Regions from separate parts of the Homo sapiens genome. Here all the other regions are linked to region 3. A link is a loop called in an ENCODE intact Hi-C map of the cell type or tissue named here. Cell type or tissue: heart right ventricle. All regions are shown on one strand. Each heading gives the region's core, and the rest is flanking DNA. Links, peaks and the distances in the headings are about the cores only. Region 1 overlaps RGS6 (regulator of G protein signaling 6). Region 2 overlaps RGS6 (regulator of G protein signaling 6). Region 3 holds the start of RGS6 (regulator of G protein signaling 6). Region 4 overlaps RGS6 (regulator of G protein signaling 6). Region 5 overlaps RGS6 (regulator of G protein signaling 6). Region 6 overlaps RGS6 (regulator of G protein signaling 6).

What was found. Peaks named below come from ENCODE experiments on the same cell type or tissue, not always from the same donor. Only the 100,000 strongest peaks of a DNase experiment are listed, where the experiment ranks them.
Region 1: a loop joins it to region 3, with 4 times the contacts of the local background. A loop is called at or near these places in 7 of 110 quality-filtered maps.
Region 2: it touches region 3 in a loop (2.1-fold over the local background); 12 of 110 quality-filtered maps call a loop at or near these places.
Region 4: it touches region 3 in a loop (6-fold over the local background); 25 of 110 quality-filtered maps call a loop at or near these places.
Region 5: a loop joins it to region 3, with 3.0 times the contacts of the local background. A loop is called at or near these places in 5 of 110 quality-filtered maps.
Region 6: a loop joins it to region 3, with 17 times the contacts of the local background. A loop is called at or near these places in 46 of 110 quality-filtered maps.

What each region holds. Positions count from the first base shown.
Region 1 is chr14:71,998,824-72,003,841 of GRCh38, reverse strand. All of the region lies in intron 2 of RGS6 (regulator of G protein signaling 6), which reads right to left. Among named protein-coding and RNA genes, the nearest start is that of RGS6, 69 kb to the right of the region's middle. In heart right ventricle, for the core only: no CTCF peak of the experiment used is centred there; a DNase peak (open chromatin) is centred at 2,701; H3K27ac peaks cover 1,292 bases.
Region 2 is chr14:72,012,304-72,017,321 of GRCh38, reverse strand. The region is part of intron 2 of RGS6 (regulator of G protein signaling 6); the gene reads right to left. Among named protein-coding and RNA genes, the nearest start is that of RGS6, 82 kb to the right of the region's middle. In heart right ventricle, for the core only: no CTCF peak of the experiment used is centred there; no DNase peak of the experiment used is centred there.
Region 3 is chr14:71,929,695-71,934,712 of GRCh38, reverse strand. RGS6 (regulator of G protein signaling 6) reads right to left here and starts at 2,284. Exons shown (of 18, transcript NM_001204424.2): 1 at 1,772-2,284. LOC124903404 (translation initiation factor IF-2-like) reads right to left here and starts at 2,787. Exons shown (of 2, transcript XM_047432046.1): 1 at 2,688-2,787; 2 at 1,823-2,544. The coding sequence starts at 2,787. The coding sequence ends at 1,823. RefSeq lists silencers at 2,036-2,195, 2,216-2,495. In heart right ventricle, for the core only: CTCF peaks have their summits at 1,159, 2,159, 2,363 and 2,684; DNase peaks (open chromatin) are centred at 1,383 and 2,672; H3K4me3 peaks cover 2,512 bases; H3K27ac peaks cover 1,489 bases; H3K27me3 peaks cover 976 bases.
Region 4 is chr14:72,418,518-72,423,535 of GRCh38, reverse strand. The region is part of intron 3 of RGS6 (regulator of G protein signaling 6); the gene reads right to left. It overlaps LOC105370559 (a long non-coding RNA gene), which reads left to right and starts at 4,325. Exons shown (of 4, transcript XR_944018.3): 1 at 4,325-4,401. In heart right ventricle, for the core only: a CTCF peak has its summit at 2,603; a DNase peak (open chromatin) is centred at 2,595.
Region 5 is chr14:72,183,817-72,188,834 of GRCh38, reverse strand. All of the region lies in intron 2 of RGS6 (regulator of G protein signaling 6), which reads right to left. Among named protein-coding and RNA genes, the nearest start is that of RGS6, 250 kb to the right of the region's middle. In heart right ventricle, for the core only: no CTCF peak of the experiment used is centred there; a DNase peak (open chromatin) is centred at 2,228; H3K27ac peaks cover 1,173 bases.
Region 6 is chr14:72,290,232-72,295,249 of GRCh38, reverse strand. The region is part of intron 2 of RGS6 (regulator of G protein signaling 6); the gene reads right to left. Among named protein-coding and RNA genes, the nearest start is that of MIR7843, 220 kb to the left of the region's middle. In heart right ventricle, for the core only: CTCF peaks have their summits at 2,447 and 2,649 (motif pointing right); a DNase peak (open chromatin) is centred at 3,009; H3K4me3 peaks cover 508 bases; H3K27ac peaks cover 428 bases.

The DNA of each region.
Region 1 (5,018 bases), core at 546-4,545, 69 kb before region 3:
GATCCATCCCTGTTGCCCCAACTTGGGAAATGCCAGTTCCAGAGTTCCACTGGGTAGGGTGAGGCCTTCCAATGACAACACAGTACACGTTCTCCTTTTACCCAGTCCTCCCTCCATCCCTTCCCCCATCCCCTAGAAGTGTTGCTCCTGAGACTCTGGCAATGTCCCACATGCTACTATAAGAGGCTGCTTTCTGGAGGAACCTAACCTGTGTCACCTACTGTATGGAACTGCCCCTTAAAAAATAAACTTTCCCTGAAAAAAAACAGACTAAACAAAATCTTCCTTAAAGGTTTTATATACATCCAAAGCTAATAATCAAGGTATGTTTAAAAATTCTTTCACGGGGAGGTGTTGATTAATAAGTACACAGTTTCTGTTTGGGATGATGAAAAAGTTTTGGAAATAGGTAGCAGTGACAGTTGCACAAAACTGTGAGCATAATTAGTGCCACCGAACCGTACATTAAGAATGATTAAAGTGGCAAGTTGTATGTTGTGCATAGGGCCATGATTTTTACAAAGTAATAATATACCAACAACGTCGAATGGTAAATTTTGCATGGGTGGATTGTATAGTATGTGAATATCTTAATAAAGATGTTTTTAGGAATCCTTTCACTGCAGTGTGAGTACCTGGTGGCCAGTGGGTAAGTAAAATAGTAGCCGCAGCTCTACTAATCCATAGAACAATGACAATATTTTAAAGCCCTCATTGAGGGGTTCTCTTTCACTCATTGTCTCATTCTCCAAAATATAGAAACAAAATACTTATTGATTTGTACTTTATGTATCTTCAGTCAGCAGTAATTCAGGATTTATATGCTAAGTGATACAGGGAAAAGAATAAGCAGTTTCTTGGGCCAGTTCCCAGGGCTAAGAATATTTAAAGACTACTGAGAGCGAAGATATTGGCAATGTCACTGAATTCGATTTTGCAGTAGTACGAGTGTTCAGTGTAACTGAAGCATAAGCTCACACATACAGAAAACCACCATGACTCTAGATGATAGGCTCATTTCTACAGGAGGAACAAAACAAGCTTTTTTATAAAAACAAGCATGCACCAAAGGCAGAAGTGTCCAGAGGATAATGTATGCAAAAATCTGTCTCCCCAGAAACACACAGTCTACTGCCACACCTCCAGGATTTATAAAGTACTTCACATTTGCAGCCTCCTCCATAATCATTGTCATTAGCCATCCCCAAGGAGCCCAGGGGTTCCCATTTTTTTTTTGAAAAGTTGGCAAGACTCTTGCCTCAATGCATACCCTTCTTTAACAAGAGACTTCCATTCAATAAAGGCCAAACCTCAGATAAGAGTAACTATCATGTAAAGACTGTGGTTTCTGCTTCTGGGCCCTCTCCACAATCAACGTACTACCAGAAACCAACCTGATGTTATACAAACCTTAGACACTGAAATGCTTAAGGATTAAAGAAAACACTAATGTCTAAAATGCCACTCAAAGCAGAATAAATCTGCAGCTGGAAAATCTGACCTTTAGCCCTGAATCTGCCTCTAATAAGCTGTGTGATCTGGGGCTAGTTAGTAAGTCACTCTGAATCCCAATTTCTTTATCAGCATTTGGACTTCCTACTTGGGGTGCCTATCTCTCAATAGGCAGAAAGTGAGGTAGAATGAGATTAAGGATGCTGGGCACAGTGGCTCACGTCTGTAATCCCAGCACTTTTGGAGGCAAGGGTGGGTAGATTGTTTGAGACCAGCCTGGGTGACATGGCAAAACCCTGTCTCTACAAAAAATACAAAAATTAGCCAGGCATGGTGGTGCAGGCCTGTAGTGCCAGCTACTTGGGAGGCTGAGGAGGGAGGATCACTTGAGCCCAGGAGATAAAGGTTGCAGTGAGCTGAGATTGCACTGCTGAATTCCAGTCTGGGCAGCAGAGGGAAACCCTGTCTCAAAAAAAAAAAAAAAAAAAAAAAAAGATTAATGGATGTCTAAACACTTCAAAGACTAAAGTTCTGCACAAATGTGAAAGAGTACTTACAACACTTCTTATCTCTAAATATCTCCAGAGAAACGTAACTTAGGGCCCTTTAGGTGCAAAACAACTGTTTAAATATAGATGAGGAAGAGAATTCCACCAGGGGAAAAGTACTCATTCAAGTTATCTCTTCTAGCATCCATTTCAGAAACCATACAAGACTCAGATGATTGTATTATGGAAGCCACAAACCAAGGTGTAAAAGAAAATAAGAGAATATGTCTTTAATTTGGACTGATAACATCATTTCCATCTGAAACTCTAGAGTTAGTTTGGTGAGTTGTTTTATTGACTTTTGCTGTTGTTGCTGCGTTGTGTGTGTGTGTGTGTGTGTGTGTGTGTGTGTGTGTGTGTGTGTGTGTGTTCTGTTTTTATTTATCTTAGAAAGCATTGATATAAAATACTCAGTTCCTTTTGGGATTTGGGCATAACGTTTTTTCTAGAAAAGGCCCTAGAGAGAACTAAATTTTCACAGAATTGCATAGCAATTCTCCAGTGTTATTTTTAAAGAATTCTATGAGGTAGGAAAAATCATCAACACACTGATTTCATATTCCACAAATGTGTAACCTCTGAGATTTCAAAGTCAGGGACTCATTGTTTCCCACTGAATGAAGACTCAGACTGGGACGAATACATGTTCCCAATTTAGCAGGGCCACCGCGACTGCGAGCAGTTGCTTAACAACTGCACACACTTGTGCGTGACCTCCCAGGTTGCCAGGAGCGGCCCCACGACAGGGCCAAAAGTGGAGTCAGACACAAACAACTGACCAAAAACCGAATCCTGAAATCAAGAGAGAACGAAACTAAAGGGTGTTCCTCTTTCAACTTGCTTTTTCTTAAGAAAAGTCTTGGGGAGAAATCAGGATATATTCTCAGACCAAGTTCTTTGTGGTCTTCTGGCACTGAAGAATTAATCCACTTTAAAACAAGCCACAAATTTCAATCTCCCATTTTCTCTCCTCTTTTCTTTCAATATGAAACTCCTCAAGAGAAGAACACACACTAAACAGCTCTCTCAGGGTCGCCCATGACCTTGAGATGTGGTCACCAAATCCAGTGGTTTTTCGAGTATTTCTTGACCTTTCTGTGGCATGCAACATTCCTGGCTCTTTCTTTTTCTGGAAATAGCTCCCTAACTTGACTCCTCTGGTACAACATCCATCCTGCCACTCTCACTACCCTGCCTACTACATTTTCCTATCTCTTGTCCCTCTCCCAGTTCTGGAATACCTTTGTCTCCTGGGTTCTCCTTCCGGCATCCTCCACTGTACACACTCCCTCAGAGAGCTGAGCTCTTACTTGGCTCTCTATCCACCTGTATGGGATGACTCCCAACCAACCCCATCTTGAAGATGAAGCCAACATTTCCAATCGCCTACTCCATATTTCCGTTTCTGCCCCTCAGCACCTCATATCCAAGATGGGGCCCATTACTTTACCCACAAAACAAGCTCCCATTCCTCAAATTTCCCAAGTATTGTTATTCATTTCATCTCTTCCCATCAAAGCCATCCTTCTATTCCACCTACATTTACAAGTTGCCCTGTCCCATGAATGGCCCAAGACTCATGTCCACTTCTTCCTTTGCATCCTCATGTAAAGATATTACAACAACCGCCTGAGCGAATTCTTGCTGGCTGTATCTTCTGACTTACACAAAATTCTGTAGAACAAAACCAGATAATTCTTCCTGAGGTAATGTGTGTATCACAACCCTGCTCGAAGACTATCAGTGCTTCCCCTTTTCCAAGTTCGGATTCCTAATCCTACTATCTAAGGTTCTCCCTGATCCAGTCTTATCTCCACTAACACCATAGAAGGTCACAATGTTCAGATGAGTTTCCATTTCTAGCTGTTTTCCTAAACTTCTCTTGCAGTTTTTGACTCCATCAAAAATTCTCTATTAGTTCTCATACTGCTATAAAGAAATACCTCATACTGGGTAATTTATAAAAAAAAAAAAAGAGGTTTAATTGGCTCATGCACTGCAGGCTGTACAGGAAGCATGATGCTAGCATCTGCTCAGCTGCTGGGGAGGCCTCAGGAAGCTTACAATCATGGCGGAAGGTGAAGGGGGAGCTAGGCAATTCACATGTCCAGAGCACGAGAAAGAGAGAGGGGAAGTGCTACACACTTTTAAACAACCAGAGCTCATGAGAACTCTATTGCGGGGATAGCACCAAGGGGACGGTGCTAAACCATTCATGAAGGATCCACCCCCACCATCCAACCACCTCCCACCAGGCCCCACCTCCAACATTGAGGTTATGATTTGACACGAGATTTGAGCAGGAACACAGAGCCAAACCCTATCAGCTCTTTTGACTCCTCCCTTCTCCATCTCCACCTGTTAGAGTTATACCTTTCTTCAACATCTAGCTAAAACTACTTTCACCATCATACTTCTGATTTCTCCTGTCAAAAATGCCTTGTATGCAAAAGCATTCCGCACCATCCCGGGAGCATTTACCATGGTCTGCACCAACAAAGTACATATTTTATCTCCTCTTTTAGATCACAAGCCTTGTAAGAGGAGAGGCTGAGCATCAGGATTTCCTGGAGAACATGAACTTTGAAAACTAAATAACCAGGACTTATTTTCACTTCGACTGACGCTCTCCGGTTTTAATTCCCTCATCTGTAAAAAAGAACCTACGATAATTATTGAGAATTGATTTGCTTACCTCAGAGGTCAATAAACTGTGGCCTTTAGGCCCCATCACTCATTTTAATTTAATTAACTAACTTTATCATTATTATTTTTTAGAGATAGGGTCTCACACTCTGTTGCTCAGGCTGGAGAACTGTGGCACAATCAAGCTCACTCCTGCCTCAGCCTCCCAAAGTGCTGGGATTACAGACGTGAAACACTGTGCCAGGCCTGATTTTATAAATAAAGTTTTATTGGAACACAATATGCTCACTCATTTCTGTATGGTCTCTGGCTGCTTCCACACTTCAATGGCAAGGCTGCAGAGAGACCACATGGCTCACTAAGACTGAAACA
Region 2 (5,018 bases), core at 406-4,405, 83 kb before region 3:
TAATGAGTTCAGCAAGATATACAAAAATAACATTCCTATACACCAGCAATAATAGGAAAAGATACAATAAAAAGATATCATTGACAGCAACAAAAAATGTGGGATAAAAAAATTTAAATCAGCTGGATGTGGTGGTGAGCACCTGTAGTCACAGCTACTTAGAAAGAAGCTGTGGCACAAGGGTCACTTGAGCCCAGGAGGGTTGAGGCTGCAGTTAGCTATGATTGTACCACTGCACTCCAGCCTGGGAGATCTTATCTCAAAAAAAGGAACAAATGAAAGAAAGAAATGAGATACTTACAAAGACATTTAACAAAGATATGTAAGAAAAGTATGGCAAAAATTACAAAATTCTACTGAAAGACCTAAAAAGAGAACTAAATAAACATAGCTATACCATAGTTGTAGATGAGAAGACCCAGGATAAGAGAGCAAATTCTTACGATTTATCTGTAAACCATCTGAGTAATTCCAACAAAAGCCCAATAGGGCTTCCACATTCCTAAAATACAGTTTAAAGTATAATGAGCTTAGAATAGCCAAAAAAAATTCCAAAAAAGAAAACTGAAGTGAAACTTAAACTACCCAAACCTATAAGACCAAGGTAATTAAAATAGGGTAGAGCCAGAGTAAGCAAACACACCATTAACAAAGAACAGTCGGGCGCGGTGGCTCACGCCTGTAATTCCAGCATTTTGGGAGGCCGAGGAGGGCGGATCACGAGGTCAGGAGATTGAGACAATCCTGGCTAACACGGTGAAACCCCATCTCTACTAAAAATACAAAAAATTAGCCGGGCGTGGTGGCAGGCACCTGTAGTCCCAGCTACTCTGGAGGCTGAGGCAGGAGAATGGCGTGAACCCGCGAGGCAGCACTTGCAGTGAGCTGAGATCAAGCCACTGCACTCCAGCCTGGGGAACAGTGCGAGACTCCGTTTCAAAAAATAAAAATAAACATAAAAATAAAATAAAGAACAGAAGCCACACACAGTCACACGTGTTTGGGAATGTGGTGTATGACAGTGGGAAAAGATTTGATACATGTAACTGAGACAACTGGACATCCATATGGAAAAAGATAAAAGTGGATTCCAATGTTACATATACACAAAAATCAATTCTAAGTGTCTGTGAAACACTACATTTGAAAACTTTAAAAGAATGTATAGGAAATTATTCTTATGACATTGGGATAGAGCAGTATTTCTTTTTAAAAACACATAAAAAAGTACAAGCCACAAAGGAGAAATGGATAAATATGATTACATTAAAATTTAGCACGGCTGTTTAATTAGAGACATCATAAAAAGTCAAAACATAAGCCACAGAGTAGTAAAGATATTTGGGGCCCATTAAACTGACAAAGAATACTAGATTATAAATGATTCTTATAAATCATTAATAAAAAGGCCAATGGCAATAGAAGGACTAGCAAGGAATATAAATGGGCAATTCACAAAAGACGAAACTCAGACGGCCACTGAGTACAGAAGAGACACTCAATCACACTAGAACGCAGAGAAATGCAATATAAAACAATGAGATACAATTCTGTGCCAATCGGATTAGCAAAAATTAAAAATCTGATAACTAAGAGGATATGGGAAACCACCAATGGAAGCATAATTACAACTGCTTTGGAGAGCAATTTGGTAATGTCCACTAAGTTAAAATGTGCACGTTCTAGAACCTAGCCATTTTTCCTCTGAGTACTGGCTCTAGACAACCTCTAGTACATATTTCTAGATAGATATGCACACAGTTACTACTGTATCACTATTTGTAATAACAAAAAAGGTGAAAGCATCTGAACTTTCTCTCAGGTGAACAGATGAAGACTCTTGATTTATTCGTATATACTGGAATCCTATGGAGCAGTTGCTATAGTTTGGTTTGCTTGTCCTCTCCAAATCTCATGTTGAAATTTGATCCCCAATGTTGGAGGTTGGAACTGATGGGAGGTGTTTGGGCCATAATGGCGGATTCCTCATGAATGGCTTGGTGCTGCCCTTGCAGTAATGAGTTAATTCACTCCACTAGTTCCCTCAAGAGCTGGTTGTTGAAAGGAGCCTGGCACCTCCCTTTCTCTCTCTTTCTCTCCTCCCCTCCTGAAATGTGATCTGCTCACACTGGTTTCCCCTCACCTTCCTCCATGAGTGGAAGCAGCTGGGAGCCCTCAGCAGAAGCAGATGCTGGCACCATGCTTCCTGTACAGCCTGAAGAACCAGGAACCAAATGAACTTCTTTTCTTTATTAATTACCCAGTCTCGGGTATTCCTTTATAGCAACACAAATGGACTAAAACAGCAGTTAAAACAAATCAACATGGATAAACCTCAAAGACAATGTTAGAAGGACACACACAAGATAATTCCTTTAAATTTCTAAACATTTCCTCAAAAGGTACAAGCACACCTGGGAATGAAGCATGGCAACATTGGCAGAAGTATGAATATTGATGGAAAAAGGGGAGAAGGCAGACGGGTATGGAGGGAAGCGGGGGGTGTTTAGGAATATCTAAAACACTGTCTTTCAAAGAAAAAACAGGGAAGGAGAGCAAGATGAAAGAACACACGCAAACAAACACAGCACGTTAACATCTGTTTAACATCCATGCTGGGAACGTGCCTATCTGGCATGTAATGTTGTGTTCTGTAGGCTTGGACTATTTCATCATTTCAAACATTATTTTAAAAGGAAATCATGTTTAGAACAAATGCTCAAGTCTCATGACATTATTAAAAGGCCTCTAAAACCATATGTTGCCCTAAACAAAACCAGCACTCTCTGCCCTCATCACCCACCTCAGTTGTTGCACTTGATGCCAGTGACTCTTCACTCTTTCCAAAAATCAAAGCCTCATACAAAGAATGAGTATTTGTTAGACTCAAAAATATTCACAAGAATGTGCCACATGCTTTAAAGGTAATTTTTAAAGGATTCCGGAAATGTTTGGGGCAATAGCAACATCAATGGAAGCATCAAAGAGTTCTATCTATCCCAAGGTCACTACTTTGAAGACAGCAAAATCCATTTAGACTGTGTGTCTGACTTTTTTAATTCAGCAGCAGCAACTAAAGTCATTCCTCTCTTAACTGTCAACATTATCCAATATCAGAGTCAAGGCACTGCACTGAGAACGCCCTAGGAGTGGACGTTGGGGCCAGCATTATAAATTATGCCATATCCTTACAAAGAGCATGTCATTCAACACAAGGCTCACACGGTGGTTGTAAATTACTGCAGATCCTTGTGCTGTCCAAGGGGGATTTACCTAGGTATTTTTCTCAGAAAATGGGAAACTTATTAATCAAACACTGAGCCCTATGGGTCGGCAGAAAGGAAACACGATTTTCACAGTGAGCTCAGACCCAGCAGCTGCAATAAGGACTGAGCACACACAAGGGAACAGCACATGAATTAAAGAACACGACCAGCACGGAGTAAGGGATTCACTTTGAGCAACAGCCTCTTGCATTATTTCTGAATCTATAATCAGGAGAAAAGCCTGAAGGCCCCAGCCCACTTTGCAGACAATAATTTCATTGTCAATTGTCGGTTCATCACACAAAGCCTTCATTATGTTTACAACATACATTGCAATACATTCAACAAAGTATAGATATATTTGCTCATGAATATTTATGTATTTCACAAATATTCACTGAGTGCCTACCACGGCCCAAGAGCTGGATCTGTACACAAATAGTAAAGTGAAATAGCTCCATCCTTGCCCTCACTGAGCCTGTGATAAATTAACTACATTGTTCACAAACGAAATGGCAAGTTTCTTCTAACAAGACTAATTCTTCCTTCATTTGTCAATATATGAATCTGCCTACTGAAGGACTCCTATTTACCTTTTAAATTTGCAAGATTACAGACTATCCCTATAAACTACCATATGTTGAGATAGCTGTGTTCATGGTTCCTGGATGTAAGAACTGATCAAATGGAAAATGGAGTCATTAATGTGTCATTCACCTTACTGAATACTATAACTATGCTTTATTTTATGGTTGTTGTTGTTTTTTTTTTTTTTTTTTTTTTTGGAGACGGAGTCTTGTTCTGTCACCTAGGCTGGAGTGCAGTGGCGTGATCTTGGCTCACTGCAACCCCCACCTCCCAGGTTCAAGAGATTCTCCTGCCTCAACCTCCCGAGTAGTTGGCATTACAGGCACGTACCACCACACCCAGCTAATTTTTGTATTTTTAGTAGAGATGGGGTTTCACCATGTTGGTCAGGCTGGTCTCAAACTCCTGACCTCAGGTGATCCGCCCACGTCAGCCTCCCAAAGTGCTGGGATTACAAGCATGAGCCACTGCACCTGGCCCTATGCTTTATTTTATAGGAGCCATTAGATGATTAACTTGGCTTACTTGACAAGAGAAATACCTTATAAACAATTGCTAAAATTTATTGTTTGCTTACACTATTATTTGTTTATTGTTTGCTCACAACCACCCAGCAATGTTGGTATTAGTGTTTCCCCCAGTTTACAGATGAGGGGAAATGAGGAATAGAGAGGTTCACAACTAGCCCAGAGTCACACAGTAGTAACTGGTTGAGGCACAATTCAAATTCTGTCCTGAGTTCTTCACCATTACACAAAATTGCCTTTGCCTTAGAGACAGACAACAAAGGTAGAGGTAAAACCTCACCTATGAAAGGAAGGTGCTACTTTTAGGAATCTTGTCAGGAAACATCACAGATATGTATGGTGTGGCTAACAGCATCTGGTTTTCAGAACTGTTTATAACAGCAAGCAGAGAAGTGGGGAAAATGGTGCAAGAGCCTAAAAATCCAACAGCACATGAATTAAGGTATCAAAATAAATTATTTTTATATGTTCATATAATAAGGCCATTAAAATATATGGGGAAAGAGTTTAGTATCTAAGGAAATGTTCATGACATTCTTTAAAGTTCAAAGAGCAAGGTATAAAAGTTTTACAAATTATAAATACATCATGATCTTTCCTTTTTTAGAAGAAAATCATGTCTATGTGTATAGAAAAC
Region 3 (5,018 bases), core at 486-4,485:
TAAATTTATTTTTCTTTCTCAAGAAACGTCTACTTACTTCAAAAACATCTATGTTGCAGATCTTATTCTGCAAGTCAAAAATAAATAAATAATTAAAATGGACTCATTTAAATAAACATTTCTGCCACAAAAGCATTGTCATAATGTTTCACTTGATAAGATGAATTTATTGCTTCAAAGAAAATCTAGTCTTGTTTTACTGAAACTCTCAGCAATATAAATTCAGTGAATGTTAACTGAAATTCCTTAAAGAAAATCAGAAGTAAAGTTAAGATCTGCCAGAATAAATATATAAAAGGAAACACTGGTGGCCTCTCTCCTTCATCACAATACCTCCCAACAGCTGACATTTATAGAACTTGCAGACTCTTTCAGGAAAGGATGAGTTATTGGGAATAGACTCTCTCTACATATATATAGTTTATGGTGCATGAGATCATATTTACAGGACAATTTAGCTTAAGAGTGGTACAATATCAAAGAACTTAGAATTTATCATCTATAGCATGCGAGATTTGGCTTGCAAAGGTTTCTCTCTCAAGAGTCTCACCAAATGTCCCTCAGCCCTCTACTTTCCTTCACAGAGTAGTCCCACCCATTGAAAAAGTGATAAATTAAGAATAAAGAATATACATCTTACAGAAAGTTTCCCACCATAGTCCCAGTTCCCACTCTATGTAATTACCTATTTGCCTATGAAAATTGATATGTAAGAGCCGTGTTGTCAACACATTTAACTAAACCTAACAGTTTCCTTTCAGTCTTAACACTTTTTGACAGACCATACACACACAAACTTGTAGCTCATTCTCTAACTCCATTTTGATACTTACAAGCCCAGTTCTTCCATCTCTCACCCTCCCTGGAAAGAAAGTCCAGTGGAAGTTTTACCTAAACTTGATTATTTTTGCGTTTTTCTTTGGGGTTGTTAAAGGTATTGATCAGAACTCACCTCCCAAGCATTGATAATCCCAAGCCGACGAGACCCCAAATATCTTCAGTTTGTAACATAGAAATGCTACTGGTCTCAATGACAGAGAAGGAAAATAACGTTCCTACTCCGTCAAATTAAGAAACAAAAATGAAATACAGCAGCTTTCATTCTGAACAAAACTAAATTTTCTGGGTCACTTTCCCTGTCTCACTGGGCCACTTCTTTACGCAGCCTGCTGGTGACTGTAAACACGGTCTCTTCACTCCTCACGCAACCAGTTCATTTGTCATCCTCTCCAAGCGAATAGCCACCGCTTCCTTTGCTAGCGCAGTTCCCAAACAACAAACCTCCCCACCCGCCCCTGCCCTCCACACCTCACCGCGGAGACTCGCTTTCTTTTCTTCCAAACCACAAATGGGCGAGCTTGTTCAGGGAAAAAGTTAATGAACGCCTGATTAGAGGCAAAGCTGCCCTACCTGCGATCACAACATCGGAAGACTGGAAGTATCTAAAAGCGCCATCCTCTGCGCTCTCGTCCCCGTCGGTGTGCGCTTCACACCCAGAAACCCAGGAACATGATTTATATGCAGACCTGCACCCATCCCACACAAGTCCACACGCCAGCTTGCCTAACCACTTATGTAAGCTCGTGCTTCCACAGTCCCAAACTGCAGACACACACACACGGGCACCTGTCACGCATCTGAAATGGACAAGCACCCACACCCAGGAGATGAAATCAACACATATTAATGGGGTGGGGAGGGAGGATACTGTTTTAAACCATGTTTTTCCCCCATTTGTTTCTTGCCCATTTTTTATCACAACTACAATTACCTTAGCAACCAAAGAATTGCCTTGACTCTCCCTCTGGCTCCAGAATTTTTCCTAAAGCCAACCTTGCGCCAGGTTCATGATAAAGCTGGAGAAGCCCAGGGAACCGGGGACCGGCAGCCTCTTGGGGGCGGAGGGGAAGTCTAGTCCGTCTCCGCGCCGCTCCCCACAGCCTCGCCTCCTCTTTCCGAGTTTCCGTGGTGGCGAGCGCAGGGGCTCAGCGAGCGAAGAGCGAAGCCCCGGGCCCGCGAGGACGCGCGGCGGGTCGCATGGTGCCGGGACTCGGGGCGCACAGGGTGTCCCCGGCGCGCTCCGGGCTGGCCTGGCTCTCCGCGCTCCCAGGCGTTCGCCGCTTGCCCGCCTCTGCCCGCCCCGGTCGGCAAGGGTGCGCGGAGGTCTGTCCGTTCCCTCGGCGCCTGGCGGCTCCGGCGGCTGTAGGAACGCGGCGCCCAGGCGGAGCTCTCGCCGCCGAGCAGGGCCGAGCGCGAGGAGCTGCCCCAACTCGCGAAGCCGTTCAGCTCCGCGGCCCGCGAGCTGCTGCAGCGGCGCCCGCTGTCGGATGCCGAGCGGAGCTGCAGCCCCGTGCCCCGCGCACCTGGGCGCCGGCACCTGGGCCCCGGCACCTGGGCCCGGACCGCGTGCTGCAGGGAGGGGCCGGCGGGCGGGGACCGGCACCTGAGCGCGTCCCGCGGGCGCCGCCGCACGGCTCACCTGTTCCCAGAGCCGCGGAAGGCGCAGACCGTGATTTGCTCGAGGAGGAGAAAACCTAGAAATGCCTCATCCTCAAGAAGCCGCCGAGAAAACCGAGAGACTGGCTCGACCGGGCGGAGGCTGCTTTCGTCAATTCCAAACTGGCCCGGTCCGGAAACTTCAGCGGCGTCAAGGTTCTCTTAGGGATTCCCGGCCCGGGGTGAGGTGCCCGGCGGCTTCTGAATCTCCCTCACTGACGTGTTGCTGGCGCCCTCTAAATTAAAACGGGACACCGCGACCGTCAGCGATATTGTTCCTAACCTCGTCATTTTTATGTATTCAACATGCACACCACACGCTGCATTTGGAATATTACAGGATGATTCCTATCTGGAACACTACAAAAGAACTTTCGAGAAAAGTAACTCTCAGATATTCTTGGGGGAAGCAGAAAAAAGTCGAAGACAGAAAATGAGAAAGTAACTTGAACTGATGCCTTTCTTTAACGTGGGAGTTTTGAAATGCGATGTGTACTTAGATTCAAAAAGCTGCAGGTGGAAATAGGACAAGATCACTAGTGCTGGACGGTAACCGTGGGATTTGTGTGCAATATCAATGCTATCAATATCAAGAATAAATTTGAGATTTAGTCCTGAATTGTAGTATGTCACCAGAAAAGGGGAAAAATACTTGAAATAAAATACCTAAATGCCTTTAACGATGGATGACCTGGACTCCTCATTCACATGGGTCCAGAAGTTAAAGAGTAAAGTCTCCTTCCCAAATTGTGTCTTTTCCCGCCATTCTACATTGATTAATGGATGTATTCATTCTTTCCTTCAATAGACAAATAGCACCTGCTCTGTGTTAGACCCTCTTCTAACATTAGAAATGGATAATAAAGGAAGCAGTCTCTGCCCTGAAGCCTTCACGTCGAATGGGATAACACACAAGCAGACATGTGTGTTATGGTAGGCTTAGTACACAGAAAGGCGGGGGGTGGGGGGAAACCTGCAACCAAGAGAAACCATACCCAGCCTAGTGAGGAAAATAGAATTGTAACAGATGTCCCAGTTGTTTATTAAAGCTGAAATATAAAATCTTTCTTTCCTCAGGCTCAATACTTGGCTCAAGCCGGTTGTGGAGCTGGCTGTGGCCGTTTGTCACAGTTAAAGAATAGGCTGTACATGGAGCGAAAGGTAGCAACTAGGGAAACTTCCGCTTTGAGGAGCTCTGCTTTTTTTTTTTTTTTTTTTTTTTTTTTTTTTTTTTTTTTTGAGACGTAGTTTCCTTCTTGTTGCCCAGGCTGGAGTGTGGTGGTGCAATCTTCGCTCACTGCAACCTCCGCCTCCCAGGTTCAAGCGATTCTCCTGCCTCAGCCTCCCAAGTAGCTGGGATTACAGGTGCCTGCCAGCTAATTTTTTGTGTGTTTTCAGTAGAGATGGGGTTTCACCATGTTGGCCAAGCTGGTCTCAAATTCCTGACCTCAGATGATCCACCCGCCTTGGCCACCCAAAGTGCTGGGATTACAGACTTGAGCCACCACACCCAGTGGGAACTCTGCATTTCTGAGGCTAGCAGCTCCTTGAGGGCCAAGTACAGCATGAAGGAATAATACTGTGGAAGTATAAACAGCAGGCTCCAGGCTCATCAGAAGAAAGCCTTACTGTGTACTTCTCTTTAAAAAAAAATATGTGAAATCAGATATTTATAGGAATTAGATATGTATTTTCATATTGATACATTTTGTGTATTATATGGGATTCCTGATATATCTATGTAGTATGGTTTCTTATACATAAAATATCTGATTTCATATGTATGTGTATGTATGTGGGGGGTATTTTATATATATATGTATGTAATAGAGACAGGACACATTTTTTGCTGACATGGCCAAGAGATTGGTTTATGTGCTAGGGAATTGAGCAAAGAAGTAAATACATTAAGAAAATTGGAGCCAGTCATCTCACTGCTGGAGAAGGGAATTACCAATACAGAAAGGCAAGAGATCTAGCTATGTGCCTTGAAGTTGGAGATGAAGGTGTAAAATGATTTTGGATCCAAAGAGATTATAGATAGATAGACAGAAAAATATAAGTGTATATGTGTGTGTATATGGTGATATATTTCCTAGGTTTGTCGACTGAGAAGGCCTAAAAGCAATGGCACCCCAGTAGCAATGAACACACCTAACACTCAGACCTTGGTTTCTTAATACCATCCTCCACTGAAAGGAACCACAGTTCCTTGGTATAGTGGATGAAACTAGAATAATTTGTTGTGCAAGGAAATGAGAAAATACTTAAAGAATTATGGAGACATGTCAAAAGAAGACAGAAGTCAGCTTGAAGGGGTTCCTGTTGGCCAAATCTTGAACTATTTAAGGAGTAAAATAGTTAATGACAAATTTAACCCTTTGAGTAAAATAAGAGTCCATGAGTCCATGCTGATAGAAACAGAGAAGGGAACTCTATAGTAGAATGCGACTAATAAATGAAGAAGAAAAGATAGAATTAGAAAACCACCATTTGGCAACCACCATCTTAATAATTGATTC
Region 4 (5,018 bases), core at 311-4,310, 490 kb before region 3:
GCTCCATTCCTGTTGCTGTGAAGAATACGACTTTATCCTTTTCATGGCTGTGTAGTATTCCATGGTGTATGTGTACCACATTTTTTTTTACACAATCCATTGTTGAATGAATACATTGTTAACAATTATTTCCATCTCATCTTGTATCTTATAATTAGAGACCAGACATCAGCTTTTGAGGGGAAAAAAGCAGCCCAGGGCCATCAGCGTGAGCCTGAGGGCCAGGTAAACATGACATGGGGTGGGGGGACATATGGGTGGAAAACCACAGTCTCCATAAATGGGACAAATTTCTGTCTATTTCACGACTTTGTCTGTGGCTATGTCTGGCACCCATGTTCTCTAAAAAGATTCTTTTCCATCTCATATTCCTCACTATATTCAACACGCTGCTAGGGGATGGCCCTCTTCACAAATCCTTTTCTAAACTACCTCCCACGTGACTCAACTCTCTGACTCACCTGCCGTGTGGCCACCTGTCAGGCCCTTCTACTCTTGATAGTCTTTTTCTTCCTTTGTGGGTTAAAACAATGGAAATTTATTCTCTCCCAGTTCTGAAGGCCAGAAGTTAAAAATCAAAGTGTCGGCAGAGTTGGTTCTTTCTACAGGCTCTGCAAGCGAGTCCGCTCCATGCCCTCTCCTGGCTCTGCTGCTGAGCATCCTCGGTGCTCCTTGACTTGCAGATGGGCCCTGGATCTCCGCCTCCATCCTCACTTGGCCTTCCTCTCCCAGTTCTCTTTCTGGGCTTAATAAGCGAGTCCACTTGTGTTTGACCTCCTCTGCCCTCAGAATGGCAAATTCCCCCACATCTGTCACCACTGTGCTTGGCCCTTTGATGCTCCTCATAATGACACCCACTCTCATGGGGACACATACAAGCTGTGGGCACCCACTCCCCAATCTTGGACAAGGACGAGGGGTGAGGCTGCTCTCCTGAGTACATAGGGCTCTCCCAGTCTCTTGGGCTGGCCTGCTGAACTGGACCTGAGCTTTCCTGGAAAACAAAAAAAGCGAGACTTCTTTCTCTCGCCCACTTGACTCTGCAGCTCCAGTTTGGACTTATTTCTCTAGATTTGTTTTCCCCAAGATTGCAGATACTAACAAGAAATTACTAAGCTATCTCACTCTGTTATTATAACTTATAATAAATATACTACTTTATATTATTATATATGTTGATTGATATTATAGCATAACTCAGATGTAAAGCTCATATTGCCGTTCTAAGTATATAAGAATTTTATTTTTACATCCCATTTGTATTAGTCCATTTTCATGCTGCTGATAAAGACATACCTAAGACTGGGCAATTTACAAAAGAAAGAGGTTTAATGGACTTACAGTTCCACGTGGCTGGGGAGGCCTCACAATCATGGCAGAAGGCAAGGAGGTGCAAGTCATGTCTTACATAGATGGCAGCAGGCAAAGGGAGAGCTTGTGCAGGGGAACCTCCCCCCATTATGATACCATCATATCTCATGAGGTTTGTTCTGTATCACAAGAACAGCATGGGAAAGACCTGCCCGCATGATTCAATTACCACCCACCAGGTCCCTCCCACAACATGTGGATTTGAGTGTGAACACAGACAAGCCATATCGCCATTTAATCTGTGGAATGATTCTGTGAGGTCAGCCGGGAGCATGATTCCTGCCTTTCAGAAGAGGAAACGGGAGCCCAGTCTTTCTTGCAGCCCACAGCAAGTTACATAGCACAGTGGCCTCCAAGGGAGGAGGAATGGGGAGCTGTACACAGGGTGCAGGCGATAAGGGGTGCAACTGCCCAGGAACAATATACATATCATAAAATACCTCAGTGATGAATACTTTCTCCCCTTGGTGCTCCACTGATGCTGGGACTAGAGCCGAGCCGTGGGGTTTCTAAGCCGGTGCTGTCTCCCCTCTACCACGGCCCCTCAAGGTCAAAGCAGAGGTGATTTTAGAAGCTCCTGGAGGGGCACATCCCACATATTCAATTCACAGTCAGGAGAAACTAAATCCTCTTTTCTCAAAGGGGTGTGTTAGGTCAGCCTGGGGTGGGGAGGCAGTCCCCAAAGGCATCACGTTAGAGCTGGGAATTCTGAACTTTGGTGATACCACTTCTCTGTTCTGGGTGTAAGACATTTCAATACAGTCTTTGGCTTAGTTTAAAATGTAAATAATTACATTTCTCATAGTTTTGATGACCAGGAAGATCCTACCCCACCCTCACTCTATAATCCCTGACTCCCAGCCCGTGGCGCCACACCTCATCTCCGTATGGCTCATCACCCCATCCCGCCAGATCACTGCTCTGACTCCAGTCCCATCCCTTCCCCTCACCCCACATTTCTGGTGAAAATTATTCGAACCAATCCATGCTGCTTGCTGTCATTTTCCTGACTTCACAGGGGAAAAGAGATCCTCTCCAAGTTTTAAGACAGATTATCGGTACAAAAAAAAAAAAAATCTAGCTGCGTCCATCTTTTGGCAGAAACAGTCTGTTGGCTGAAAGCAGAAGTGATTTGGGCATGAACCGGTGTCCTTGCTCGAGGCCGGCATTCCTTTCTGCCTTATTTTCAATCACGCCTGGGGTGCAGTTCACATTATCACCACGAAGGGGCGCCGTTGCTCTGGAAAGCCACAAGGCTTCTGCAGGCAACTGCCTTCAGTTAAGAAAAACTGCCAGGTTACAGGAATGTGATATTGATTTTTGATTTCTTTTAAATTAATAATCAATGGCGTTCTGAATACTGCTTAATTTCTTATTTGTAGAGGTACAGAGCTGAAGCCTGTTAGATGTCGTTTACGGCATTTTCCAGAGGCAAATAATGAGGGCTCAGGGATACCTTGGTAGCAGCTAAATTACTAGTGAAGGTTTTTCATGAGTTTAAAAGTGTTCTTGGACCTTCAGGTAATATGAATTAAATATTAATATGTTAATTGCAAAGGTCCAAAAGATAAAAGGGAAAAAAATGAATTCACAGGAAAGAAAAGTTTTACGTTTATTAAAGGATGGGGGTGGGGGCAGGGTTAGCTGAAGGGAACAGGAATCATACTATACCAGACCTCACAAATTATGCAGCAATGATGACTGGTTATTAAAAAGTGTAATTAAGCCAGAAGTTCCAGAATTTAGGAGACTGTGGATTAGAGGCCTAGATTCCTCAAAGTATCTGCAGCAAATCCTGATTCCCAAATCTCTAGCTTCTCCCAATGTAAAGTGGGTGCTTATTCTTGCCTGCAGACAGTTAGCATCTGGCTAATATTAACTTCAAATATGTAATTTTGGAGACCCTCAAATAGAACAGGTTATAAAAACGTAACACCCTCCTGGCATTGTGAGACCCTTGTTAGCCACATGTTTATGCCAGGAGATCAGTGCAAAGAAAATTGGAGGCAAGCCTGGGGTTTGAGACTTACTTCTGCCACGAACTTGGTACACTGAGTGAGTCACATATCCAAATTCTTTCTTCTTTCATCTGTAAATTGAAGCTTTTAGCTCAGCTTCCCTCTGAGTCCATTCTGATTCTGACAAACACCTCCCTCCCCATGTTCGGCCCACATGGCGACAGCCTTCCTGGCCTTCCCATCCACTTCTCTGTCTCACACCCTTAGGGGGGCAGATTGGACCATTTTGCTCTACTTCTCTCCACCTAGAATGTCCTTCTTCCCGTTCCACTGCATTTCTATGTTTTTAAATTCCTACTTCAAGTCTCAGGGCAAACGCCACCCGCTCTGAGAAGCATTCCCTGATACCACAGAGGCAAAGAGTCTCCCCTCCTTTATGATTTTGCTGCTCTTTACCTATACTTCTCTTCAGCACCTGCCCTTTTCTCTTTTGGGTTATGATGATTTCAGGAGCCTTTTTGCAACAGCCAGGTCTCCAGGGGCATGACTGACATTGATTTATCCATCCCACAGGGTCCAGCTCAGTGGCCAGCACAAAGCAGGAACCAAGGAAATGGCTGATTAACAGTCACATGTGCACAGACACATTGTATTTTGTGCAGAGCATCTGGGCTCGACTTAAACACTGATGTTCAGCCGATAGGATTTGGTTCCTGGTATACCCGCACTGTCTCTCTCCTACAATTCAGGCCGGCAGTCTTGGACTCTGAGTCAGACTGCCTGAGTTCAAAGCCTGGCTCTGCCACTTCCCAGCTATGAGAGCTTGGACAAGTTGCTGAACTTCTCTGTGCCTCCATTGCTCACCTATGCAGTGAAGATAATGACAGTATTCTCTTCATACAGCTGCCGTGCAGATAAAATGAGCGAATACTTGTAAGACACTTGAAAAAGTACCCAGTGTAAAGCAAGCTCTCAAAAAATGCTACTAGCTTTAAATAGTATTTTTACTACTACTAATCAAAAGATAACAACCATGGGACTTCTTGCCAGTTAGCAGTATCCTTCTCTAATGGTAAGAACAAAATATCCCCTTGTGTTTATCCTGGTGCCCATTCATGTCTCTAGTTAGTTTTACTGGCATCCACTGTAGAAGGCTGGGAAACGCATCCAAGGCAGCCCGCTCCCTGGGTGGGCTCCAGCTTTGGGTCTTCACAGCAAATCTTAGTTTGGCAAAAGCCTTTAGTGCATGGAAAACAGATTAACTATCATTTCAGTCTGCCACCAGCCATTTGCTAAATTGCACAATTTGATATGGTGTGTGTCCTCCTGGACCCTCTCAGACCTGCCCAGGCGCCAGCCTTGCCTCTTATCTATATGGTGCTATGGCTGTAATTCATCTGACCACTTGTGACATGCATCCTCTCAGCAGATTTGTCTTTTTATCTGCTGCGATTCAAGGACAGAAGAAAGAAAAAGGAATGAAGAGAGGTGAGAATAAACAACAGGAGAATAAATACATTTCCAGGCACCTTCCATGCAAGGAGTTTTGAGACATTCTCTCTCTAGGTTAGAGCTCAGCAGTGGATGTGCCTCTCTATCCATCATTGGGCCTGCTCAGCCTGTATCTGGCTGTCCTATTGTTTCAGAGAAAACTCCTTTTTCTATCTTTCTGATCCTACTCTAATTTCC
Region 5 (5,018 bases), core at 310-4,309, 250 kb before region 3:
ATCACAGAATTTTAAGGCACATTGGTGTCGTGAGCAATGAAGTCATCCCTATGCTTGAAGAGAGCTGCTCTTACATGAGCCCAGGAACAAAGTTTTTACCGCTTTCCATCAAGAAGACCACAGAAATGGAGGCTGTGTCGCAACACAGGGTGATGCACATGACAGAATGGTAGCAAAGAAATATTCAAAATTGTATGCAGTTTAATGCAGTTATACAAAGATGTGAATGCAACGTAACAATGACTGAAGGGAATACCCAAAATGAAGAGAGTTGTTGAGGTACAATAGTGGGATTATTGGTAATTTTTTCTTCTCCCGTATTTTCATTGATGATGATGATGATGATGATGATGATAACTGCTATAGTTAGCACCTATGGGGCACACTGTAAGGCACCATGCATTTTAGGGGCATTAGCTCATGAGATCCTCACGTCAACTCCAAGGGGTAGGTTAGCCTGTTCTCATTACTTGTGGTGGTTCTGAGCAAATACTGAAGCATTGCTCTGGGGAGAGATACAGGGCTAGGTGTCTGTGAGCCTCTGGTCACATTTTCATCAACTGATAAATACATAACTTTGTTTAACATGTGTTTCTACTTAAAGACTGTTTATTGAGTATATATTGTTGATTCACTAACATTGGACTCACAGCAACAGCACTACAACTCAGGCCTGGACGAAGCTTATCTAACACTCATATTTCTTCCCAAGGCACATCACAGCCTTCTTGCACTTAGGAACACTGGACAGTAGGCTGGCACTATCCTTGGACCATTTCAAATAGTAAAATCACCAAAAAAAAAAGCAGAAAAATGTTTTAAAATGTGGCACTAAGCTGACCACAAAAAGGAGAGTTGTTTACAGTATGAGGGCTGAAACAAAAAGGGCTGTCACCTGGTTTAACTTCAACTAGAAACATGCATGGGGAACAACTCCAGTTTTTCACTGTTCCACACATGTCTGCAAATAACCACAAAAGCACAGTGAGCATTGATTTTGCCGTTACGAAGACATTTTAGCAAGTAGTGAATTCACAAATATGGAAACTGTGAATAATGAAGATTGACTGTTTTATGATTTCCCCCATTTCACATATTCTGAAGACAGGAAAAGAAAAGAGAATTGGGGGCTGAGGGAAGGGAGGGGAGGAGAGAAGAGCTGGAGCCAGAGATGTGTTAGGCTCTTTTTTTTTCCAAGGAAATATTAGTGGGTGTTTAAAATCAGGGTGTCCTCCTTCATGCTGGATTGATATTTGACTGAAATTTCAAGCCTGTCCCCTGCTTCTCTGCCTACTGTCAAGATGGAAATAAAAGACTGAAAATCTCTGCGCATAAGTAGACACTCAAGTCCACCACCAACTCTGAATGCATCTAACCTAAGGAACCATGCCATCTTCTTATGGCAGAGCTAACAACCAACAACTACTAATAGACCACCTGTGACCCTGAGCTTTGTAGAGGAATAGAATCAGCACAATCTACTTGTAGCCACATGATAGAGGCATCTTTGAAAAAAATGTCATCTTTGTGCCAATAGCATTTTACATGAGTAGTTATACACAGCCAAGTGCTTTCTCAACTTATTCAAGACATATTCAGCAATATCCTATAAGGCAGTGCTCATTTACTGAGGCTCAAGTTTCTTGATGTTAACTGTAGATTTTTTTAAAAAATCAATGCATCTATTTGAATCAGAGGGATATTTGAATAACCAACAATAATGGCTTTACATTTTCTAAGCCCTTTAAAGCTTTTGAGGGCTTTCCTGTTCATTTTCTCTTTCTTGAGGCATTTGCTCTAGTTACAAAGCAGAAAGTCTAAATGGCCATTTTTTGACACTTTCCATTCAGGGAGAAACTGACCCTTTCACCTGAAGGTGTGTGATCATTACATCAGCCTTTCTGCAACTGAACTGGTCCTCTCAAGGGCTCAAAAGAAGTTCTGTTGCCCCAGAGACAGACATTATTCCCATGCATTTATGCAATCAGATCCTACAACTGCTCCCACTGACTCATTTAAGCTGGGACACATGTATTCGGCATCAGCATCTGTTTAAATAGCACTTATTGCCATAGTAGCTAGGCACTTGGACAAGCCTGCTATTTTTGCAAGAAAATGAAAAAAAAAATGTAGATGAAGTAAATAGAGGTCGGTACTAAGGCCTGTAGTAATCATCTTCCTTGGCAGGCAGAGCAGGAGGGTTAGAATCAGGTCAAATTGTCCCCAGTAAAAGGCGTCAGTCATCTGGAATGTTTTTATTATCCCAGACAGAAATAGGTCACCTCAGCACACTCAAAGTTGGCCAATTAGACCGAAGTTCTTGTGCAGTAAGAAATAAAGGAAGTAGATGCTTAGCAGAAGACCTCTCCCCTCCCAAAGGAGGCAAAACAAAATTCCTGGAGAAGATAAACACATCAAAGCCTCAGATGCTAAAAGTTACCTCCCTCAAGGGCAATTTGCAGGCTCCTGTTAAGGTGCTTGGTGGTGTACTATACAGAACTTACGCAAACTCGGCTGTATTCCATCTGCGTTAATGCCCAGCAAAATACACTTAGAAATAACATAGGTCAGGATAGCAGACAGATTTTGTCTACATTGAGAAGGATTCATGGACTCAGTTTAGTGAGAGAGAAATGGGATCAGCTGATAAAATCTGCTTTGGTAAGGGCAGTTTTGCCTTGGCAGGCATCTCCAGCCATAGGCTTTGGGGTCAAAGGCACCGGACTCAAATCTTCAACACCCTCCACGCCAGCTGCCTAGATATGGCAATCACCTATTAGATACTCAGTTCCTCCATTTACATAGAAGAGAATAATACTCACAGGATTATTTTGAGGATCAATGACTTGTTAGGAAAGTGGTTGATGTGTGAAAAAATTATGTACGAATTATAATTTTTTTTGAGACAGGGTCTTTGTCACCCAGGCTCAAGTACAGTGGCCTGAGCTCATTGCGGCCTTGACTCAAGCTCAAGCAATCCTCCAATTTCAGCCTCCTGAGTAGCTGGGATTACATAAAAGTACACACTACCACACCTGGCTTTTTACATTTTTTGTAGAGATGGGGTCTCCCCATGTTGCCCAGGCTGGTTTGGAACTCCTGGGCTCAGTAATCCGCTCACCTCAGCCTCCCAAAGTGTTGGGATTACAGGCATGAGCCACAGCACTTGGCTGGTAATTTTTTATTATCTATAATTACTGCAAGTTCATCCATGAGTATCAGTTACATCTACTTCACAATCCAGTCCAAATAATTCACACTCTACACTAGTTAACCACATTCTATCCTTCATTTGTCATACTGTTATTTTGTGATATTAAATATTGATTGAAATAAATTTGTTATTGAGAGGACTTGGATATAACCATTACTCTCATCAAGAGTTTTCTATGAGGGTATTTTGGTAGGATTTGACTTGTCAAAAACTAAAGCATGTCATTTACAGAAACACTCAAATAGAAACATACATGTGATGGTTAATACTGAGTGTCACCTTGATTAGATTGAAGAATGCAAAGTATTGTCACTGGGGGTGTCTGTGAGGTTCTTGCCAAAGGAGATTAACATTTGAGTCAGTGGACTGGGAGAGGCAGACCCACTCTCAATCTGGGTGGGCACCATCTAATCAACTGCCAGCACAGCCAGAATAAAGCAAGCAGAAGAACATGGAAGGACTAGACTTGCCGAGTCTTCTGGTCTTTATTTTTCTCCCACGCTGGATGCTTCCTGCCCTTGAACATCAGACTCCAAGTTCTTCGGCTTTTGGACTCTTGGATTTACACCAGTGGTTTGCCAGGGGCTCTTGGGCCTTCGGGCACACTGTTGGCTTCCCTACTTTTGAGGTTTTGGGACTCGGACTGGCTTCCTTGCTCCTCAGCTTGCAGATGGCCTACTGTGGGACTTGACCTTGTGATGATGTGAGTCAATACTCCTTAATAAACTCCCTTTCATATGTACATCTATCTATCCTATTAGTCCTGTCCCTCTAGAGAACCCTGACTAAGACAATACATATAAATACATTTAACAGAATTTTACATTTGTGCAAACAATACTTTTTGCCAGTAGGATAAAACATTTATCTTCTTGTGCTTAAGCAAATAATAAACTTTGCCAAGTGACAGAAAGGCAAATTAGACTTTTTTGCATCTATTCCATAAGAGACACAAGAATAACTATAAGGGAATATGCCCAAGTCCCCCCTTCTGCCTTTTATTTCAAACAGAGCATTTTAAGATCTGGAATATCTGTGATAGGTTTAAAAACAGTCATAGTTTACTTGTACATAATGAGTATAATATGTATTCCAGGGAAAGCATAAATTAACTATAAACTCATTAACTCTCAACAAAGATACCATTTTCATGGTTTCCCTTAAGTGGTTTGTTGGGTTGGGCTTCTCTCTCTTTCTCTCCCTCTTTCTGTGTGTGTGTGTGTGTGTGTGTGTGTGTGTGTGTGTGTGTGTTTGAAAGTAAAATACTTCTGTTATATGAACAAGAAATCACTTTGTGCCAGTACTTTTGTTTTACTAATAGCTTAAAGAAGGTATTTGTAAGCCTCACAGACTGTATAAATTATGTCATTTATTTATTCAATAAATATTTGCGAGAGCACTGTAAAAGATAAAAAGATGAATGAGGTCCAGTTTCTGCCTATAAGAAGCTTCAAGAAGGAGAAATAACATCTGGGAAAAAGCCTCACAGGGTGTGTGAGATTGGGCTAAGTAGAGGCAAGGTGTAGGGACAATAAATTTGCTTTTAATTAGGAAAGTCCAATCAAAAGCAAACCTTTGAATTCAATATTACAGAAACTACAGAACATTCAAACCCACAAGAAAAAGTCTGAATGTGGAGACTGATGGTAAACAAACTCCTAAATGGCATACTATTAGGATTTCATACATCAATCATCTAGAATATTTACCCTGAGTTGAGCCAACACGAGCAACTACATCCTGCAAGATGAAGAATCATCATTCCCAAAGCTTACTATACTCCTTCCCCCTCAAGGCACATATG
Region 6 (5,018 bases), core at 362-4,361, 360 kb before region 3:
GCGGGATCTCGGCTCACTGCAAGCTCCGCCTCCCGGGTTCACGCCATTCTCCTGCCTCAGCCTCCCAAGTAGCTGGGACTACAGGCGCCCGCCACTACGCCCGGCTAATTTTTTGTATTTTTAGTAGAGACGGGGTTTCACCGTTTTAGCCGGGATGGTCTCGATCTCCTGACCTCGTGATCCGCCCGCCTCGGCCTCCCAAAGTGCTGGGATTACAGGCGTGAGCCACCGCGCCCGGCCTGAACAAAGGGTTCTGATGTTAAAATGCATGCAAAAGCATACCAAGTTTCCTCCTAATTTTATTATTCTACCATTCTAAGATGGAGAGTGGTGGCTGCTATGGTTTGGATATGTGTCCCCACCCAAATCTCATTTTAGTTGTAATCCCCCATGTTGGAGATAGGGCCTGGTAAGAGGTGATTGGATCATAGTGGTGGATCCTTCGTGAACGGTTTAGCACCACCCCTTTGGTGCTGTTCTCATGATAGAGTTCTCACGAGATCTGGTTCTTTAACAGTGTGTGATAGCTCCCCTCTCTCCCTCCCTCCTGCCCTGGCCATGTGAAGTGCTGCTCCTCCTTTCACCTTCAGCCACCATTCTAAGTTTTCCCAAGGCCTCCCCAGAAGCCAAGCAGATGCCACCATGCTTCCTGCACAGCCTCCAGCAACATGAGCCCAATTAAACCTCGTTTCTTTATAAATTACCCAGCATTAGGTATTTCTTTACAGCAATGTGAGAATGGACTCATACAGTGGCCTAAATCACATTTTTGGACAGAACAAACTTCATAAAGGGACTATGGCTTTGGTAATAATATCCAACAAGCCCCCTAACCAATAAACTCACCTTCTTTGGGGTTCCTCTTACCTGGGGCACTTTCCCAGTCTACATCTCTGTTGGAATTGCTCCCACCACCTACTCCCAGTCTGTAGATGTGGGCTAAGGCAGCCATGTTTGAACCATGTGGCTTTAGTCATTTCAATAACAGCCATTGGGATCAAAGGTAACCCTTATCCTAATACAGGAAAATCAGGTCCCTCTTCCTCCCACTTATGCAAACCATGTTAAGTACCCTAATCCATTAGGAAATGTGCTTATTCTGGTTGGAGACAGCCTGTGAACAAATGGTACCTCTGTCTGAATTACAAAAAGGACCTCTTGTGGTGGAAGGCGTGGAGAAGCAGAGCATGGGTTGTATTTCAGGTCCCACTTGCCCCCTTGGCTAGGCACTGTCACACAGGACACAGCCCGCATATCCATCAGCAGTACCCCTGCAATAGCTTAGCCCAGGGATTGGCAAACGAGGGTCTGTGGGCCAAATTCAGCCTGTCCCGTTTCCACAAGTAAGTTTACTAGAACAGAGCCATGCCCATTTGTTTACTATTATTTGTGGCTACTTTGGTGCTATAAGAGCAGAGTTGAATAGTTGCTACAGAGACTATACGGTTTGCAAAGCCTAAAATATTTATTAACTGGCCTTGGCTTAGCCCATGTCTGATATTCATTTTCTTCAGGTCCATACTCCAAAATAATGAAATGAGTCTACTGCTGAGTACAGAATATAGCACCAACTATTGGAGCTGAAAGGGTGCTACTGACTACTTGGTCGGCATTTGCTTTTAAATAAAATGCAATGCTGGATCCTATGGATTCTAAGAATATATGGATCCTATGGATTCTAAGAATATATGGAATTTTGTTTCTATTTAAGAGAAATGGATGGGGAGGAAGGAAGGAGGAGAGAGGAAGTGGGAAAGCGGAAAGGGGAGGGGGGAAGAGAGGGAGAGGGAGAGAGAAAACAAACACTAGCCCATCCGAAGAACTTTTCAAAACCTCACCCCATCACAATTTGAAGAACATCCTGCACCTCGAATTGTTCTACATTTTTTGCAAACAGACCTCATCTGTTGCTTTACTATTTTTCTGTGCTGTCTCAGCAATCTTCAACATGCAGAGGGACTATGAATAATAACTGGAGATGAAACACAATTATCTTGAACTTGTTACATGATAATGGCAAAGAATGAACCAAAATAGACAGATGGGAGGTTCTGACGGGAATACCCAGTAAGAACACCCCCTTGGATATAACTGGACGCAGATTTTTTGTTTAGAGTTTCTTTAAGAGGGGTCAAAGAAACTAACTAGCACAGAGTGATGTTTTGGCTTTTTTTGGTTTCTGTTTTGGCAGAGGAGCGGTTAGAAAGGGATGAAATTCTTAGATATGCAGAATAATCACAATACAAATATATCCAGGGAAAAGTCAGTAGCCTTCAGGGATGAGAAAGAGCCTCACATGTGAGATCAAGAGCTGTTGGAAAAGTGATGCGTTCAGAAAATGTAACATTGTTCTTAATCCATCAGCCCATGTCAAGGTCCCTGTGTCATCCATGCCAGGACAGCTCTGGGCCAGTTCAGGAGGTGGTGAGATTTCAATTCCTCATGCACCTTTACAAAGAAATCTCTCAAGAGGGCAAGAGGCCCTCCTTCCAGGGGATGCACTGGTCCACTTTTTATGCTCTTAAGAAACTATACATCAGTAACATCTTGCTTATGTGAAGAAAACTTTGGGTTCAGTTCATCTTGCAGAAAGAATTACTCAAGGAGAACAAGAGCAGGTCAGGCCTGCAGAACCCTGCAGTTTTGAAAATACCCAGTAGAGGGCATTGTTAAAACAGTCTGACGGGAAAATAGAAGTTTAACAGACTAGAGAAAAGAAAGGGTTGTTTTGTCATCAGGACCAACTCATTTCCCTCTAGTCTGCAGATATGAGTAATTCTAAGTCTATGGGATTTCTCAGCCGTTTTTAATTCCATCGTTCACTTGCCTTGGTTCGACCTGAATTTCTCCTGTCCAGCCAGAGTCTCCTCTGTCCTTGGCAGTGAGAGAAGCGACTGTCACTTCTGGCTGTGTGTGATCAGCGAAATGGAGCGTTGTGATACACCAGATACAGGTTCCAGCCACTGTGCCAGAAGAGAGGGGAGGAGAACAAACGACAGCTGGAGTTGACCATACAGGGGTGTCAAGTCTACGCTTGTGACTCAAACATGTAGCTTATTAAATAAAATGTTTGATGCCCTGGGAAAACCAGTACACTGGGGAAGGCAGGCTCTGCGGCTGTCAGTGTGAGAATTCTCCACCCGGGGCCTCTTCTGCTTAGGACAGTCTGGATCACACGGCTCCCTACCGTGTTACTGTGTTCATGTCTCTTAGGCTTGGCTTCCTCTGGAGTGTGCTGTGTGACGCCAGATTTTTAAACACGTATTGGCATGCACATATCTATCTGGACGTTTGTGTCCCACTATTTCAGGGTTAATAATGGGATGCACTTTGAGGCCTTATTTTGAAAAGGGACCAGCTCTAAAGGAGAAAAAGCATCTGTTCTTTCTTTTAGTAACTTTCTATTGCGCTCAGTACTTTGCCCAGTACACAAGTACGCTCGGTAACTATACTGACGTGCTCGGCCCTTTCTTTTTTTAAAAATTTGCTATTGTGATGTGATGAGGACCCTAAAAGAAAACCTTTCTTTGAGCATGATTTTAGCCAGGCTTGTCCTTTCCATCTTTAGAAATGCTACTCTGCTCTATCTTTCTAGGTATATCTTTCTAGCCCATCAGAAAGTCTGGCTTGCTGTTCTCAATTCAACAAACACTTTTCAACACTGGCTTTGTTCAAAGAACTTGATTAGGTACTGTGAGGTTACAGAGATGAATAAGACAGAGATCAAGCCCTTGAAGAGTTTAAATTCAGCAGGGAGTAAAGCCATATGGACTAGTGTAATAAAGAACAGAACAAAATATGTGCAGCAATGCTGTAGAGGACAAGCACTTCAGGAGTGTTAGGAAAAGAATAATGTAGTCTTCCTGGAGAGTGAAGGAGGTGGATTTGAACCCAGCCATGAAGAACTAATAGAATTTCCTTAGGTGGGAAAAGAAAAAGGACAGTCTGGTTGAAATGATGGCATGGGGATGCTGGGTATTTGAGGGACATATAACTATGGAGAGTGGCTTGCCTATGAAGCTCACGGAAGCAGATGGGGATGGAGACGGACGCAGAGAGGTCACCAAGGAGCTTGAATGCCATCTAAGGGCTTGAAGTTAATAGCCTAGGGAATGACGAGTTGAAACATCGGAGCCTGAGAGATCAAGCAGAAGGATCTAGGTATAGCCTGGCCCCAGGGATGTGGAGAGTGTGAACTGGAGCACAGGCAGGGAAAAGAGTGTAGAGTTGAGAGGCATGGTGATCATCTGGCGGGAGCAGAAGCCAGAGGGATACTCACTCCACCTGTTCTTCCAGAGCTTTGCCTCTTGAGAGTCTGGATCCCTAGATTCTGCATAGTGAGTGAAAGAACCTGCATTTCAAAGAACTCAGATTCAAACCTTGTTGCCCTTGGCACAGAGTTGACAGCTACAAACAATTCAACCCAGCCATGAAGGGTGTTGCTGGTGAGAGTAGCAGCTTTTAATTAATCCGTGTGAGGCTCTGCTAACATAGGTGCAAATTGAGCACTTCCTTTAAGAATCCCTAATGAGGACCAGTTTCTAATTAAGCGCATTTTCTTCCACTATATGCCTAGTTTCTTCCTTGCTTCTGCAGCAATAGAAGCCACACTGACTTATCAGCAACAGATGATTCTTGAAATCAATCCCCAAAAGTGTCAACTAGAAGAAGGGGGTCCCATGAAGCCAAGAACTTCTTAAAGTCCGAGACTCAATAAAGGGGTTTACTCACCAAGGACCCATTTCGAGGGACTTCCAAAATACCTTAAATGGAAGCTGTGGAGAGGAAGGAAGCTGAGGAAGGAAGAGGGCTGGCAGAAGGTCAGAAGAAAAACTGCCATCTGCTAGGTGTGAAGCTATCGAAAACATGCCGGGAAGTCTTTTGAGAGGAGGGAGGGCAGAATGCAAAGTGCCTGAAAAACCTGTGACCTAGCAAAGGTGGACCAGGGAGGTGATATGAAAATGGGAAGGATGTCAACCTCTTGAGAATGAGCCCAAACACTGAATAGGGTTTATGCA